2 separate regions of the Homo sapiens genome follow, and region 1 is linked to region 2. The links are chromatin loops, found by intact Hi-C in ENCODE. Cell type or tissue: HepG2. All regions are shown on one strand. Links, peaks and the distances in the headings refer to the core of each region. The heading gives the core; the rest is flanking DNA. Region 1 overlaps SH3RF2 (SH3 domain containing ring finger 2). Region 2 overlaps LOC107986458 (a long non-coding RNA gene).

Region 1 (2,920 bases), core at 144-2,643, 90 kb before region 2:
TGCCTCAGAGAATAGCTCTACCCAATACCTGCGGGGCCTGACAAAACTTTGCACCAGACAGAAAGAAAACAGGTCTGTTGTGTAAATGTGTGCTCCCGCAGAAGACAGGAAGAATCACAACAATAACCATGATTCATTAAATAATAGAAACAGCTCTTTCCCTGTGTTACCTATCTTCAGAGTGTGCTGTTAGCCAATTAACGCACATAATACTCTGCCAAGCCACTTTTGTCATTCCAATGAGAAAACTGGGACCCAGACAGGCAAAACCCTTTGTCCAGGGCTATACAGTTAACTGTGGGAGTGCTAGGATCACATTCTTTGAGGCCTCGCTCGTGATGTATCTATCACCTTTCTTGTGCAAATAAAGGTTACTGCCACCTGGGACTATGTGGCTCAAAGATGTTATATATTGTAGGGACTATTAGTTATATTTTAAATTATAATTCATGTGTTTATTTAATTTTTGGGGGAAGACCTTGAGTCTGTTAAGGAAGTACCTTTTCCTGCCAGTGTTTTACATATAAGAGGCAAGATCACCCCCTCCTCCATATCTGTTAGTAGTTGTGAAAAACTATACCTTAAAACATTCAGATTGGAATGATCATTTAGATTTTAAAACGTTTGGCCCATTCCCTGTGTTAATTCAGGGTTCTCCCCAGTCACACAAATGACAGATTCTAAAAGCTCCCCTTGGAGGAAAGAGGGGGAAGGTAATAGCAATGGCTGCAGCTTGAGTTATTGCTACCATTGCCAAGACCCTGCATGGAAGGAGTTATCCCAGTTTGCAGATGAGTACACTGAGGCTTATTGGGGTTAGATACTTAATTTCAATGTCATTTAGTTACCAGATGGCAAAGCCATGACAAGAAGCTTTGCCTGACTCAAAACCTTTTTGTTTGTACTAAGCTACCTTCCTCTGTAGAATAAATACAAACCAAACCAAACACAATAAAAACAACAACAGAATCCATAGATTCCACTTCAGCATTGGCAGTATTTAGTTTCCAGCAGTCTATGCGGTAGGAGAGATTTCTCATTGTACTTCCTTAAATCCTTCATGTTTTGATTTATGTTCCTTTTCTCTTCAGAACACAGGAAAATAAAACTGGTATAGAAATGCAAGTTTGGAAAAACAAAGTCATCATTCAACCCCACATCAATCTTTTCTTCTCCAAGCTGAACAAACTTGGGCCTCTTTCTCCTGATCTTGGCTCAAGTGTGGGAACCAGACCTCAGGAAGGCAAGGGAGGGAACATGTGGGCCAAGGAGGCCTGGACTGGGGGCCAGCCTACGGCAGTGGCAAGGATGTAAACAAGGCGACTGCACAGGCAGGCAGTAAGATTAGCCCAGCTGGCAGTGGCCAGTGGAAAAAGGGGTGGCTGTTCAGTGATGGCAAACATGCCATGCGGGAAGGTGGTGAGAAATGAATCTTGTCTTTGAGCTAGGGGAATGCCCAGGAACAAATGAGAGAGACAGAGAGAGAGGTTAAGAATATGAACTTTGGACTCCCCAATATATGCTGAGGGATTATGATGTGTAGGTGTGGAGATCAATAGTGAGATAAAGCTCACAGTGCTGTGTCTTACAAATAGCTCAATATTATGGAAGAATTGTGGCATAAAAAAATTCAGGAGTGACAGATTTGGAACACCATCATTTTGCAACCCCTAATGAAATAATGTTCAAACCACCCGGTAAAAGGCTAATGGGGACCCATTTAATGGATGGAGCAGGCTGACACTTGAATAGAATCAATTTTAATACAAAAAGGGAGGCAGTTAGGCATTATGTGCTTCCTGATGTGTTGCTATAAAAAGTACTTAATTTTTAACATGAGTGTAAATATAACAAAATGGGAAAAAATAGTCTTTTTCAGTAAATGATGCTGGAACAACTTCATATCTACAGGTAGAAGAATGCATCTGGATCCCTATCTCACAACATACATAGAAATTAACTCCAGCTGGATCATAAAATCTAAACATTAGAGTAAAAACTGTAAGCTCTTAGAAAAAAATGCAGTGATAAATACTTATGAATTTGAATTAGACACTGGTTTTTAGATATGACAACAAAAGCACAAGCAACAAAGGAAAGAGTAGATGTGATGAAAAGCTTTTGTGCTTCAAAGGACACACCTAGAAAGTGAAAAGGCAACACGCAGAATGAAAGAAAAAATTGCAAGTCATATAACTGATACGGGACTTGAATCTAGAATATGTAAAGAACTCTTACAACTCAATAATAATAAGGAAACCCGATGATAAAATGGGCAAAGGATATAAAAAAACAGTTCTCCAAAGAACACATGCACTATAAACGCATGAACAGATGCTCTTATTAGCCATGAGGGAAATGCAAATCAAAACCACAATAGGATAACATTCACACCCAATTGGATGGCTGCAATAAAAAAGATTGATAATAAAACAAGTGTTGGCGAAGATGTGGGGAAATTGCAACCTGCATACACCAAGCCTGGGAATGTACAATGGTGCAATCACTTTTGAAAATCATTGGCAGTTCCTTAAACACAGAGTTACTATATGATCTAACAGTTCCACTTCTAGGTATATAATCAGATGAAAGCATATGTCTACAAATGTTCCATAGCAGCATTATTCAAAATAGCCAAAAAGTAAAAACAACCCAAACGCTCATTCATTGATGAGTGGATAAACAAAATGTGGTATATTCATACAATAGAATGTTATTTGCCATAAAAAGGAATGAGTACTAATACATACCGCAACATGAGTAAACCTAAAAACATATTCAGCGAAAGAAACCAGCCACAAAGATCCAAATATTCGAATACTGTGTGCTTCCACTTATAGAAAACATCCAGAATAGGCAAATCTATAAAGACAGAAAGTAACTTAATGGTTTCCTAGGGCTGGGGTTAAAGGAAATGGTA
Region 2 (2,920 bases), core at 310-2,809:
GCAGGACAGACACGACCGAGAATGAGCGATGGCGCCTCGCCTTCCTAAGCCTCCTCTCCAAAGATGTCAGCGCGGCAGCGGGCTGGGGAGGCGTGTGGGGGCCACTAACCTTGTGCATGTAACTTCTGCTGAGTTCAGCTCAGCCCCCTCCTCCGCGCAGCAGGGGTGCGCTGCGCCCTCCAACCGGCTTCCTTTCCTCCAAGCGCCGCTGCTGCCAACCGCTTTGAAAACTTTAACCACTCAGTCTTACTCATTTCAAGGGATCGCCTTACCCAGCCCTGTTAACGCTTTCACTGCCAGGGCGCTGCCTACTTACCACGCTTTTGTTGTTGCAGTTGTTAACTTTATGATCTTTCCTTCAGTTTACTGAATTGCTTCTGGGAAAAGATTGTAAGAGGTAAAATATAAGCCAGTCCCTAAGGCCAAGTATTTACAAAGTTCATATTTTCACCTTTCCCGTTTTCTGTAGTATCCAAGGAGTCAGAACCTGCTCCATTATAAACATACCAAAGTGATTGTGTTTATTTTAAATCTTCATAAGGATTTCCTGGGAAGGTCAAAAGTAAAAATGGTCAAGCTATGAAAACAAGGATAAGTCGGACACCTAGAAAATATTGCTCTTTGAAAATCATAGTCAATCTCTGAATTTAGAGATAAGAGGGACTTTAGTGATCTTTTTGCTCAATCTGTTTAAATTAAAAAACTAGTGTCACGTATATACACATACGTGAAAAATCAAAGCACAGAGAAGCTTTTTCAAAAAAGGAAAAGCAGTGGCCTCCAAGCTCTCCTCCTGCCTGTTATCCACTGTAGTCTTTTCATATCCTCAGATTATGCCTATATTTCTATTTTTTGATTTATCGATAATACATTTCATGTAAAATTACAAAGGTATCCGATTAAGTGAATAATAACAATCTTAATGCCAGGGTAGTCCTTATCTGTGTCAACCACTGTTCTAAATACCTTACCTGTGTTAGCCCTTTAACCCCTTAACAACCCAAGGAGACACTAAACTATTCTTTACTTTCATCTTGCAGATGAGGGAACTTGAGACACAGAGAGGATAAATAACTCATCTCGGGAGTCACAGCTAGCAGAAGGCAAGTGGGCTGTGCTCTTAACAATGTCATGGAGTGATATAACTTTAAGAGGCTGGCCAGGCGCAGTGGCTCATGCCTGTAATCCCAACACTTTGGGAGGCCGACGTGGGCAGATCACAAGGTCAGGAGATCAAGACCATCCTGACCAACATGGTGAAACCTCATTTCTACTAAAAATACAAAAATTAGCTGGGCATGGTGGTGCGCACCTGAAGTCCCAGCTACTCAGGAGGCTGAGGCAGGAGAATCGCTTGAACCTGGGAGGCGGAGGCTGGAGTGAGCTGAGATCGTGCCACTGCACTCCAGCCAGGGCGACAAAAAAAAAAAAAAAAAAAAAGAGGTGAAGAGGTGGTTCAAGGGAGCTAAGCCTCCCCTAAGAGGGCAAGAGGTCAAAAGATAATGGACAAAACTGGCTACTCACTTTCTCTTACAGATGAGGCAGCTGTGCCCAGAAAGATCAAGGGATTCTTTGAAGTTGTCCAGTGAGTTAGGGGCAGAATTGGGACTAGAAACTAGGTGTTTGAGGCCAGGCGCGGTGACTCATGCCTGTAATCCCAGCACTTTGGAAGGCTGAGGTGTGGGTGGATTGCTTGAGGTCAGGAGTTTGAGACCAGCCTGGCCAACATGGTGAAGCCCGATCTCTACTAAAAATGCAAAAATTAGCTGGGTGTGTTGGCTGGGAGTGCTTGGGAGGCTGAAGCACAAGAATCACTTGAACCTGGGAGGTGGAGGCTGCAGTGAGCTGAGATTGTGCCATTGCACTCCAGCCTGGGCGACTAAGACTCCGTCTCAAAAAAAAAAAAAAAAAAAAAGAGAAAGAAACTGGGTGTTCTTTTTAAAATTATTGTTATTACTATATCTTCTCTCTAGACGTAAGGATGACAATTATTTATTATGCAGAGAGTGTTCAGACACAGCTCAATGGGAAAATCTTAAGAGGAGACCAGGAGGTCTGAAAACATTGTTTACATATTTTTCCACGTTCTTTCATGTTAGTTCCAAAACATCAAACATGCATGTGGCCCAGAACTTTAGGATGGAGCCGATGGTTATCTATTTTCTGAGCACGGAGGCCTAATTTTGATGTAGGACAATTTCAGAGACCACTTTCAACTATTACTTTTTTAACGTCACTTTTGAGCTTTGATAACATCACATCCCATTCTGCTTGCCTGTCTCCTTCTATTAATTTCTACTCTTGAGTCTGTGCCACTAAGGAAGCTCTTGAGGTTTACTGTCCTCTTACTCTGTTTCCCACTTAGTAAAGCTGAGTCAGTTTCCTTTGTGCCCTGCAGTGGTCTCACTCCGTAAAAAGGGCCACTCCTATGCTGGAACTCCTGTTGCAGAGATTGGCGATATTTTTCATTATTCTTTCTCTTGTTCTTAAACACACTCTATCTCCCTTACATACTCATATCTGCACCTATATGCAGATGCATGCATACACTTGTGTAAGGGTGCACACATACATAATCTTAATAATAGTAACACCTATGGAGCACTTGCTGTATGCCACTGACCAATGCTAAGATTTTAAACATATTATCTCATTGAATTCTCCCAACCACCCCGTAAGATACTGTAACTTTCCCAGGGTTACAAACCTTGTGATCTGAACTCAGGTTGGTCTAATCCCGGGGCCTGTGTTTCTTTTCATTTTATAAAATCATGTACATATCATAAGTACACCCATGTATCTTTACTATTTAAATCTGCACATGGTTACACATATACCCATATTGTACACACCAGCTGATCTCAGAGCCAACCCAAGACAAAATATTGATGTCAGAAAAGGAGATTGGGCCCCTCTGGGT

Evidence for each region. Hi-C counts contacts between places; a loop is a spot of excess contacts. Peaks named below come from ENCODE experiments on the same cell type or tissue, not always from the same donor. Only the 100,000 strongest peaks of a DNase experiment are listed, where the experiment ranks them.
Region 1: a loop joins it to region 2, with 3 times the contacts of the local background. A loop is called at or near these places in 7 of 110 quality-filtered maps.

The regions. Positions count from the first base shown.
Region 1 is chr5:146,023,756-146,026,675 of GRCh38, reverse strand. All of the region lies in intron 5 of SH3RF2 (SH3 domain containing ring finger 2), which reads right to left. The region is part of intron 1 of LOC107986458 (a long non-coding RNA gene); the gene reads left to right. Among named protein-coding and RNA genes, the nearest start is that of PLAC8L1, 80 kb to the left of the region's middle. RefSeq lists an enhancer at 1-634. In HepG2, for the core only: no CTCF peak of the experiment used is centred there; a DNase peak (open chromatin) is centred at 1,485.
Region 2 is chr5:145,933,884-145,936,803 of GRCh38, reverse strand. LOC107986458 (a long non-coding RNA gene) reads left to right here. Exons shown (of 4, transcript XR_001742913.2): 4 at 1,041-1,103. SH3RF2 (SH3 domain containing ring finger 2) reads right to left here and starts at 226. Exons shown (of 10, transcript NM_152550.4): 1 at 110-226. RefSeq lists an enhancer at 1-488. In HepG2, for the core only: no CTCF peak of the experiment used is centred there; a DNase peak (open chromatin) is centred at 1,563; H3K4me3 peaks cover 896 bases.